3 separate regions of the Homo sapiens genome follow, and regions 2 and 3 are each linked to region 1. The links are chromatin contacts, found by Hi-C in ENCODE. All regions are on one chromosome and are shown on one strand. The core of a region is the stretch at or near the end of the contact, and the rest is flanking DNA. Distances in the headings are between cores, read along the strand shown. Region 1 overlaps LOC124903162. Region 2 has its middle 110 kb from the start of MIR4305. Region 3 overlaps LINC00598 (long intergenic non-protein coding RNA 598).

Region 1 (3,426 bases), core at 165-2,664:
TGTTAAGTCATGGTGGTGAGAGGAGAAGCTAAAGCACATACATCAAGAATAACCAGAGCCAGGGTTGGCCAAGCCACTTTAATGGCAGAGCATGGGATTCACCGCCCCCAAGTGCCAAGGTCCCTAGAGCCTCACTGCCTCCAGCTCTAGTCTCTGTGTGGACTAACCACACAGCAGTTTCTTATGAGAGAACTTCCTTCTTCATTACCCCTTGCTTCTTGCAATAAACCAGCCCTTATTATGTGACCTGGTTATCATGGGTCATGCTTCCTTGTAACTCAATGAGCCCACACCTGCTGCTCCCACCTGTGCCTGGGTGGTGGAGAAACTGACAGGCAGCACTGCCAAGGGGCCATGCCACTAACTTGTAGCTGTCATTCCACCATGGGGCTCAGCTCACTTGCCCCACAATGCTTGTTTCAACATGGACTGGCTGCTTAGTCAAAAACTCCCTCTCCCAGAACTGGCTCTCCAACAAGAATGGCTAAAGGATCCAAGGTAAAAAGAAACAAACAAAAATACGTAAAGGTCATATGCCTTGCACTCCTTTGTCTACCTGGAAAGAGACAATTGTTCTGGCTGTATCAGCTTATCGGCCTCCAGGAAACTTTTTGGTTATGCATGAAGTCCGCCCTCTGTTCTGTGAGTCCTGGTTTCTAAATGATTCACAGGTGTGTGGCAGGAGAGGCACTTTCCAACTCTGAGTAAAAATGATGCCAGAAAAAATCAGAGTGACACACTGTTTCTTCTCTTATGCCTCAGCCTCTAGTTGTCCTGCCAGACAGCAAGGTTTTGGGTACAATCAGCCATAAAATCAGAAGAGAGTGAATATTTATGAGCACTGCCCCACTTTGGGCAACTGTAGGGTCAAAGAGACCAATATTTCACCCTCAGAGGGATCAAGAAGAAAGAGTACCTGAACTCAGTTCGGATATGTACATAGTGCATAGCGGGGCTAGAAGCAGCCTGAATGTCACTGATCAACCTCACCTCTTTCACCTAGGACTGTCCCAAGTCATCGACAACAGAGGGGACTTATTCAACCCCCAAAACACATGCAGGTATTTAGATTCCCCACCTCTTGTATCTGGCTGATGGATAACACCCTCAAATACACCCAGCTAAGTTATAAAATCTTTCTAGAGCTAACGCCTTAGTGAATTTGTTTATTCACTGGGAGCAGGTCTCCTGGACCATTTGACCCCACAATTCCACTCCCTTGTGTTCACACTCCAGGGGAGGTTCCAGGAGAAAACTGTCTCATGTCCCCTCTCTTTTACTGGTACTGGTGATTACACAGCTGTTCAAGTTAAGATGGCTCCCTACCATGCATCCAGGGCCCACTCTGGCAGGGAGAGTGGCTTACCCGCTTAACCTGGCATGCCGAGGTCTCGGCTGTGCCCCTGAATCATTGCTGAGTGCGTCAAGGACTCCAGTCCCCAACCCTCTGCAGGCCTGACTCATGCAGCAGCTTCCCCAGAGTACGCCCACGGGCTCCAGGTACTGCTCACAAGCTGGTCTCCTCCTCCACGTAGACACACAAACAAAGCCAGTTACTAGGCTTGCTAAGCTCTGCTTAAAGTTACAGGGCCTTGCCTTTGGGGCCGCAGGCTGCCTCATGCACGCCTCTCTTGTTGTGGATGCTGGGCTCTTCCATGACAACATAGGAAACCCACCAAGGGTCCCTTTCACATTGATAATGATGTTATGAAATCTGCGGCCAATCTTGAAAAATGCAGTGCCTTATGGGAGGGGAAAAAGAGGCTGGGAGGGCAAGGGAACTTTATCAAGCAGCAACCCCAAGGCCAGACCTTGGACTCCTGGGCCCAGCCTCAGAGACTGTTTCAGGACATATGATAGAAACTCTCGCTACTGTCTTTTTAAAAAGAATCTCAGATGATTCTGATGATTCAGACAGGTTTGGGAACCATTCTCCTGGTACATACGTGTATACACACACACACACACACACACACACACGACTACATTGTATGTAGATAGGACTACATAGATATGACTGTGTTGTCATAGCAGAAATAAAAAACCAGAAAAGAATCGTGCATGTGTGGAGTCTTGTGTGGGAAGGCGGGAGATCTTCCATTAATGAATAAAATGATCTGGAGTAAATCCCTTCTCTGCCCCAGGCCTCATCTGGAAAGTAAGAATTTAGATTAAATTTTCTCCAAGATCTCTCCAGCTCCAATGAATGTGGATGCTGCACATTCTACAAATCGCTCACTGCCTTCAGACTTTAATTTTTTTTTTCAGGCAATCAGTCGTTATTTGAAAAGAGACATACAATTGGAGATAACCCAGAAGGATCTTTTTATTATCTTCACATAGGTGACTAATATTTAGAAGGATAGGTAACAAGAGCAGGTAGTGGGAGTATGAATTAAAGAGGATGAGCTGGCTGAGGTGTAATTGAAACCTTCCCCATCAAGTAAATATAATGAACCCATTGCAAACTGTAAACAGAGAAACTCCCTAGCTGGGCGTTGTGGGAGTTGTCATACGGAAAAGTGTTTATACTGGGAAAAGTAGCCAAGTTGCAAGATGGGATTAGGGGAATATCAGAGTTGGGGAGTAGAAACAAGATAGCAGCCACCAGCGCAGGGAGCCAAGTCTCTTCTCTTGCTAAATTCAGAGGGGCATTTGGGTGCTTCAGGCAGAGATCAAGCCAAGGAGGCAAACATTACTGCCTGGCTTATGGCTTTCAAAAAAGCAGGAATTGAGGAGCATGAGGCCACAGAGGAAGGAAGAGGTGGCATTTCAAGGAAGAGAATCTAAAAGAATTGTCCTGGCTTCCTTCAAGTGCTGGTCACGGCTATATGAGAAGATCAAGTGCTGGTCACGGCTATGTGTGAAGATTCAGCCCCGATGAATAATTATGTATTTATTCAATAGCTAATATTTCCAGTCTGGGAGCTTGAGGAAGACAGAAGTGGGTATATTTAGTAAGAATCCTAGGAAGGTAAGGAAGTAGAACATGAACCAAGTCTACTCGAGGTCTTGAAGGAGGTAACGTCTCAGTAGTTGTGGGTTGAGGCACGTGGATTTCATAAACAGAAGTGATAATTCGCAGTGATTACAAGCAGGCTACACAAATGATGTTTAATGGCTATTACATAGTATTTTCAGTAAATCAAATTTATTTATGTAAATTTGAGGTGCTAATTTCATGTGTGATCTTCCTAAGGGCACCAAGAAAAGGAAACAGTGCCACAGGACAATATTCAGCAAAAGAAACTATCGTGGGGATCTTTTTTTAATGGAACTTACTGCTATCAATGGTGAATCAAATCTTTTCAGGTTCCCTCCATTTTAAAAGGAAAACTAAAACATGGACAAAATGCCATCAGAGTCTACAAATCTCAGAGGAGACAGATGAACCCTCTCTAGCTCTGGAAAACTAATCTTCCCCAC
Region 2 (3,834 bases), core at 1,280-3,779, 330 kb before region 1:
CTGGCCTGGAGGTTCCATTTCGTTTGTCATCTGTTACCTAAGGTAAGTTACTCTGGGAAAGTAACATAACCTAGTTTGTCTCAGTTTCCTCATTGGTCAGATGAGGCTAATGATGTTGTGACTCAAATAAGTTAAGACAGGTAAAAAGTGTAGAACAGTGGAGGGCACAAAATCAGCATTCACTGGATGTTAGCTCTTCTTATTTTCATTATAGTTATGTTTCTAGGATTAGATTTGAGAAAAAGAAAAAGTATACAACAGCTCAGTTTTCTCCACACACTCTACCCACTTGGTATAATGGGAAAAGTTCTAGATGAAGAACGAGGACATCTGGGATCCAGTCCTGACTTTGACTTTCACTAGCCTTTGACCTTACTATACATCCTGGGTTTTGGTTTCCTCATCACTAAAACTGAGGGGGGTTGTACAGAAGGCTCCCTGCTCCCATTCACCCCTCACATCCTGTGACCTTGCTTGAGTGGCTCACAAAGCCCTAATAATGTAGTTCTTTTTCATGTAGTTTTACATTTTAATACAATACCGAAACAAATTAAAGCATCTGGAATCCAGCTACAGTAAAAGCTGGAAATATCCTAAAATAATCTTTCAGAGATACATCTGAAATTTTTTTTTTTTTTTTGAGACGGAGTTTTGCTCTTGTTGCCTAGGCTGGAGTGCAATGGTGCGATCTCGGCTCACTGCGACCTCTGCCTCCCAGGTTCAAGTGATTCTCCTACCTCAGCCTCCCAAGTAGCTGGGATTACAGGCATGTGCCACCACGCCTGGCTAATTTCATATTTTTAATAGAGATGGGGTTTCTCCATGTTGGTCAGTCTGGTCTCGAACTCCCCACCTCAGGTGATCCACCCGCCTTGGTCTCCCAAAGTGCTGGGATTACAGCTGTGAGCCACTGCACCCGGTCGAAAGTTTTGTTTTAGGCAAACTTCTGATCAGCAAAAAGCTGGAAAAACGTAACTATATTTTAAAAGATAAAGAAAACAACTACAAAAGAATAGTAGTATCAGCACTTTCCTTCCAGTGTTTGGCTTTGTTTCTAGGAACTCTGAGGTGAAAAAAAAGAGGCAGAGGAGGGAGGAGGAGTAGGCAGAAGGGGAGCAAGAGGATACAACTTGTGTGCTATGTGTGGTTGTTATTTTAAGGAAGTTTATTCTGACCAATTTTATCCAAAGAATAAATCAACAAACACCCAGAAGCAATCTGCCCTAAGTTTTTTATTTCCAATATAGACCTAATCAGAATAATCAGGTTTTGTCAAAAAAGTTTCCAGTAAAATAGCTGTCTCTGTCTTCTCCATTGTTATTGTTAGATATTAGCCCTTCTGATCTTGCACAGTCCCCTTGCCTGGTAACGTTAACTAAGTAAATATTAATACTGTACACTTTTCCTTTGGAAAATGAAGGAGAACAAATGGGAAAAGATGTAACAAATGTTCTGCAGCCCTGTTATAAATATTTTATGAATGAATCAGAGAAATTGAAGATGAAAAAAGCCCACTAATTCAGCCAGTACCCTGATGTCTACTGCTGTATTCTTTCAAGCGGTTTGTCTGGTCTGGTCTTTAGTGACTCAGGTTATAGGGAATTTACCACTTCTGTCGAAGCTGCTTTTGTAGTGGGGACTATCTAGCTGCTAGGAAAGTTTGTCAAATTCCCCTTGCTTTTGTTTAGTTTTCTCATTAGTCTCATTTGATTTTGTTTATTTAATTGCTTATTTTTAGTGTCTTTAGATTCTTAATTGATTTCTACGTGTCTTTTCTATTGCTTTCTTTTTTGTTCATTCAGCTTTTCTCTCTTTAGTTGTTACCAGGAAGAAACCAAAACAGCTTTTTGGCTTGTAGATAGGTGAGAAGTAACAATTGGTTCCATCACCAAATTAACAACAACACTTGCTACATCAAGTGTTAGGCTAACTACTTTGCATACATTATCTAATTTATTAAGCACCTTCTTTTTGCCAGACACTGAGAAGGCAAGGTTAAATATGACCCTGCCACTGTTGGCAGGGCCTTATAATGTAGTAGGGGAGATAAGCATTCAAATAGATAGTGTCAACACAGCATATTCAGTGTGTGGGGCTATTTTCAGAGTCATCCTGGAGCACAGAGGGGGGTGTCCACTCCAGCAGTGAAGAGCAAGGAACGAGGGCAGAGGTCAGGTGGCATGGGAGAGAGATACCCCAGGTGAGTTGACCCATAACCTGATTCCTGTAAGAATAAGAGTTAACTAGGTTAGAAGGGGGTGTGGAGCTGGAGAGGATAGCTACTTGGGAAACTACATAAAGTTTAATGTTATTAGGTTGAAAAATGTGAGAGTTGTTGGAAGATGAGGTAGGCCAGGAGAAGAAACCGGCCAGGTTTGTATTACTTGGTGGAAAACTTGAACTTTGCTTTGGATTTTAAGAACAGAAATAAGGCTGCCATGTGAAGAACACACAGGAGGGGCAGCAGAGAGACTGGCATCTTTCCTGGTGAGGGATCACCAGTGTTGCAATCGCAGAGTCAGGTTAGCTCTTCTTGGTTGGAGTATCTTTAAGGCCATCTGGTCTGACTCTAAATGACTAGGAAATTACTCATCATGTGCCTTCTAACTCTCTGAGTAGTTATTTCCATTTCCTTGATACTGAAAAAAGGGTAGTAGGGAATGTATGTTTGCTGCGGCCAGTGGGGTTATGTCAAATAATGGTTACTTACTGACAGCAGTCTAACAGTTTCTGGGAAGACTAATGTGCTCCTAACTGCATATGTGGGAGAGAAACAAGAACTACCCATTTACTGAATATCCACTCTGTGCAAAGCCCAGTGCCATGGGCATTAACATTCATGGTATCAGCAAGGTGGCAGCAAAGAGTCAATCTTCTGAGAGTTAAGCAGTCCTAATCAACACATTATAGGAAATAACTATGTGCAGAAGTTATCCTGTCTAAGAGATGAGTTACTTATATTTTCCTCCCAGCCTAAAAGGAATAGTTTATAAAAAATAGTTAATACTTGAGGTTGATAGATTTAATACATATCCAATTTGGGTAAAGTGACTATGGTGTATTCTCAGGACAGGAAGGACCCTAAAGGATGCTATAATCTGACTAATTATAATTGTAACAGGCTTCTCTGAAGTAATGTGTAATGGAAAGGTAGTGTCTGCCTAGAGCCTAGAAAAGGCAGCATAGGGCAAAAGGCCTTGACCAGCATTAATTCATAACAACCAATGAAAGAAGGGACTATGTAGCTCATGTGCATTATTGATTTCTAAGTGTCTAAAAACACATCAGAATTTGCTGCAGCTTAGATAAAACATTTACTGAACATGTATTGCCAGAATGTGAGCTTATTGATAATCTCCTTAGTATCAGGAGAGGATATAGCAGTAACGTGTAGATTCTGCCTTCAGACCCCCCTGGATTGGTATCTTGACTTTGCCACTTAGAAGCTGTATTAGTTATCTGTGAAAACAGAACAAATTATTCAAACTTAGTTATTTAAAACAATATTATTTCACAGTTTCTCTAAGTCAGAGATTCAGAAGTGGCATAGTTGGGCAGTTTTGCCTCAGGGGCTATCATGGTTGTTGTCATCTGAAGGCTTGACTGGGGCAGGAGGGGAGCCACTGCCAGGGTGGCTTATCCACATGGCTGACACGTTGGTCTGGTTTTGGTCCTCCCCTTGTGGGCCTCCACACAGGCTGCCTGAGAGTCTTCACCACATGATGCCTGGCTTCCTTGAAAGTGAGAAATCCATGAGAATGCCAGGTAGAAGGAGTAGTGTCTTACATCCTAGCCTAAGAAGCATATGCCCTCACTTCCACCATATGCTTTTTA
Region 3 (3,435 bases), core at 508-3,007, 340 kb after region 1:
TTTTCATACCCTGAAATGTAAGTACACTAAGACTTCTGACTTGAATACCCTTAACCCATTTGAAACATCATCCACCACCCTCCGAGCCTTCTGTCCTATTTCCTGTTCTTTTTTTTTTAAGTATAGAAGGTTTTTAAAGGGACATCAAACATCTCTGTTCGGTGGATGGCATTATTATCAGCTCTTCATCCCTGCCTCATAAAGAACAGAGGTCACATTTTGTTGTGCCTGCTCACGGCCCTGTTTGTCTTTGGCAAGTGGTGTCTTGTGAACTGCTTTTGCTAGTTTGACCTTAATTCTTCCACGTCTTTGTCACCGCAGTGTATGCTGCTTGGGAGTCTGCCCCAGTTTCCTTTTCTTTTTGCTGAATTCACATTTTTATTTCATCTTTCTCCTACATGAACTTGTTTTCTTCCTCCTCTCTCAGCTTTCATTGAGCCCAAAGAAAGTATCTTATTGTGTTCTTCTATTTTATTCTCCTTTGAAAAAAAAAAAAAAAAACCCTCCAGGAATTCAGAACCCCTTTGCTGCTTATGCCCCCATGCTCTGGAGATTTTCTTGGAATTTAGATAAACTTATTAAAGTCCATTTTGTTAACATCCGTTTGCTGAAACCAACAGTTAAATCTGTCAGCACTGACGTCAATAATCTTCCAAAAGAAAGAGGTGAATATCACAGTTCCTCATGTCTAGAAAGTGATCACCTAAGACCTGGAACAGTTATAATTTTTTAAATCTGACTGCCCTTAAATTCATATTTCAATTATTCTTTTGTCATTCTATTAAGCATTGATTTGAACTAGAATTATCTATCTAGTTCACAGGCTAAATTCTCTTTAGCCCTTTGGCAACGGCTCCCTGACCTCTGCTATTACTGACTTATACTCTAGAGAAAGCACCCCTGCTTCTGTTCAGCATCTACTGGTCTCAGAATAGTGGGCCCGAAAAGCAGGCACATATTTTCCAAGACAGCTCAGAAAACCACTTTCACTTTCAGGAAACAAGCTTGATCATTATACTCCACGGAGCCGAGAGCCACATACAATTAACTACTTAACAAATACCTCTGATTAGGATTTTAAAGATTCCTGAGCAGAAGGAAAGAGTGGAGCAAATAAAAGAGATTGGCAGAAGAGATAGTCCCATGATCAGGATGACAGAAATACACAGAGATAGAATCTTAGGCCCATTCCCGTAAAAAACGTAACGGCTAACATTTCTAAGAGAGATACTTTGTGCCGCAGACAGCCCTAAGCCATGTATGTGGATCAGCTGCTCTCAATGGCCCCATGAGCAAGGTAAGATTATCATTCCTTCTTTACAAAGGAGGAAGCTGAGACACAGTAAGGTTCATAACTAGCCTCACGTTCAGCTAGAAGGTGGCTTTTAAACTGCAGAGCCGTAGTGCTTGCTGCTGCAGCTCCTGAGGACACCTGTTCCATGAGGCCTGGAGCTCTCTCATAAGGAATCTTACCTGCATGTTTTCCCCCCACCGGCCCCTCCTCCAAGGCCTTTCCTGCTCCCACGCCTTCTCTGTGTTCCTGACAAGCTTCAGCCCTGGATCTTAGACTTCCAGGCAGTCTACCACTTCTGGCACCACCTCTCCTTGCCTATCATGGGCCCCCTTTACTCTATGTTATTATTGGAGAAAAGCCACCATGCAAGATCCAGGGCCCTTTCCAGCTCTGAGGTCTTTCTTGGAAATCCAGCTCTCCAAGACACCTTGCTAAGGGTCAAAGCCATCCCTAGGGTGTACAGAATTAGGCAAGAAGCCACACACCAGTGGCTCAGTAACTAGAGGGACATGTTTACAGCAGCCAGCAGGGGCTAAATCCTCAGATTCAGATACAGCCAGTTCCACAAATTCAACTGCACCAAAACTGGACCATGAGGCACTGCTCAGTAGCACAAAATTGAAACCAATGCAATCAGCTCTTGGCTGCCAGACCCCTGGAACTGACCAATTGGCTGTGTAGGCTCAGCCCTGTCATCTGCTCCACCTCCAAATAACTGACCCTGACCTTTACTGACTGGAGTATCTTGGATACTTCCCACAGGGCTATGGCAGCATTTTTTTTTCTTAATTTTTTTTTTTTTTAGCAAGATGTGGTCTCACCATGTTGCCCAGGCTGGTCTTGAACTCCTGGTCTCAAGTGATCGTCCTGCCTCAGCCTCCCAAAGTGCTGGGATTACAGGTGTGAGCCACTGTGCCTGGCCCAGTCACTCACGTTTTAAAGTTACTAAATAATGAAGTTTAAAGAGGCTCAGAGACTAGCCCTGGGTCACTCGGGGACAAGTAACTTGTTGACATGGGATTGAGACCCAGGGTCACCAGCCCCAAGAATCATGCTGGCAACATTTACTCGGGTGTTTTGGAGCATCTTTCTAACACATTCTGGTAATATGGGACAACACTATAGATGGAAATCTCTTGTTCTAATGGTTCCTTTTAATTGAAGTGTTTCAATTTTCTGTGGATAAAGGAGGCAATTGGCCATCCCAGGCTGTTTTCTGCTCCCATTTCCCCTCTTTGCCCCCATAGGCAATGTCAACTCCTCAAACAGCCTCCCAGGTCAGAAGGGCATCAGACCCCATCAAACTCCAAGGGAAGGAGAAGGCTGTAGGAAAGAAAAGGAAAGTAGGTGAAGAAAACATGCTCATTTTATTGTGCGAAAGGGGAATTGCCAACGTAACATTCTGCTTTTCTGAGTGAGCATTTTGATCATCTTAGATGGACTGGAGCAAGCCAGGTTTCATTGATAAAAATCGCAACAGCCTCCTCCTGAGGGATATGGAATATCTCAAGCTATTTGTGAGATTCTATCACTATCAGATTTCTCTGTGCCCAGTGGGAATGAAAGTCTAAAACGCATTCCTGTCTCTGTCTCTCAAATAAACATTTTCCAAACATCCAAGAAACAGAGCATGTTAAGATCTTAAACTAGAGAATCCCATGAATGCTGTCTGCCCAAGACCGAGGAACAAGATCTATGTAAAAAGGGGGAAAGGGATTACTCCCCAAACAGGAGATTTTAGACACTATTAGAGGTCTTGAGGCATACCTAAACATATGAGCCAAACGGCGTCATAGGAAAAAAGGCTTCTGCTAGAAAGTACTTGCAGGCCATAACAAATTAGGTGATTCCCGTGAAAGAGATTAACCTTTGGTATCAAGTTGATTGAAGTCTCAGATGGCACTAGCCGCTGGCCATTCATCCCATCTCGTACTCAGAGGGTGCCAGCACTGACAGGCTCTGGAGGTCAGACCAGGGCAGGACACAGGTGGAAGCCTGCCAAGGCTTACCAAAGGGCTGGCAAGCAACTCGATATGGGAACTGGAGCTTTCCTTTTGAGTTTCCTGAGCCCTGGGCCTGTAAGTATCCTTTGCAGATAAAGGGTCCTAACCATTAAATGCATACCAACATGTTTTCACCAT

What was found. Hi-C counts contacts between places; a loop is a spot of excess contacts on that map. Pooled maps may share reads with other maps.
Region 2: a pooled map shows a loop between it and region 1 (14-fold over the local background). The contact joins two enhancer-like sites. A Hi-C loop is called at or near these places in 1 of 168 maps with a recorded cell type or tissue (endothelial cell of umbilical vein), 1 of 37 single-sample maps with no recorded cell type and 12 of 50 pooled maps.
Region 3: a loop to region 1 is called in a pooled map, with 8 times the contacts of the local background. The contact joins two enhancer-like sites. A Hi-C loop is called at or near these places in 3 of 168 maps with a recorded cell type or tissue (B cell, endothelial cell of hepatic sinusoid and endothelial cell of umbilical vein), 11 of 37 single-sample maps with no recorded cell type and 11 of 50 pooled maps.

The regions. Positions count from the first base shown.
Region 1 is chr13:40,101,602-40,105,027 of GRCh38, forward strand. All of the region lies in intron 3 of LOC124903162, which reads right to left. Among named protein-coding and RNA genes, the nearest start is that of LINC00332, 78 kb to the right of the region's middle. Within about 2 kb of position 1,415, at least 4 of the 41 ENCODE cell types and tissues checked have a DNase peak (open chromatin) inside an H3K27ac peak, as active enhancers do.
Region 2 is chr13:39,775,147-39,778,980 of GRCh38, forward strand. It overlaps a transcript of COG6 not described here. Among named protein-coding and RNA genes, the nearest start is that of MIR4305, 110 kb to the left of the region's middle. Within about 2 kb of position 2,530, at least 2 of the 41 ENCODE cell types and tissues checked have a DNase peak (open chromatin) inside an H3K27ac peak, as active enhancers do.
Region 3 is chr13:40,438,199-40,441,633 of GRCh38, forward strand. All of the region lies in intron 6 of LINC00598 (long intergenic non-protein coding RNA 598), which reads right to left. Among named protein-coding and RNA genes, the nearest start is that of LINC00598, 41 kb to the right of the region's middle. Within about 2 kb of position 1,758, at least 13 of the 41 ENCODE cell types and tissues checked have a DNase peak (open chromatin) inside an H3K27ac peak, as active enhancers do.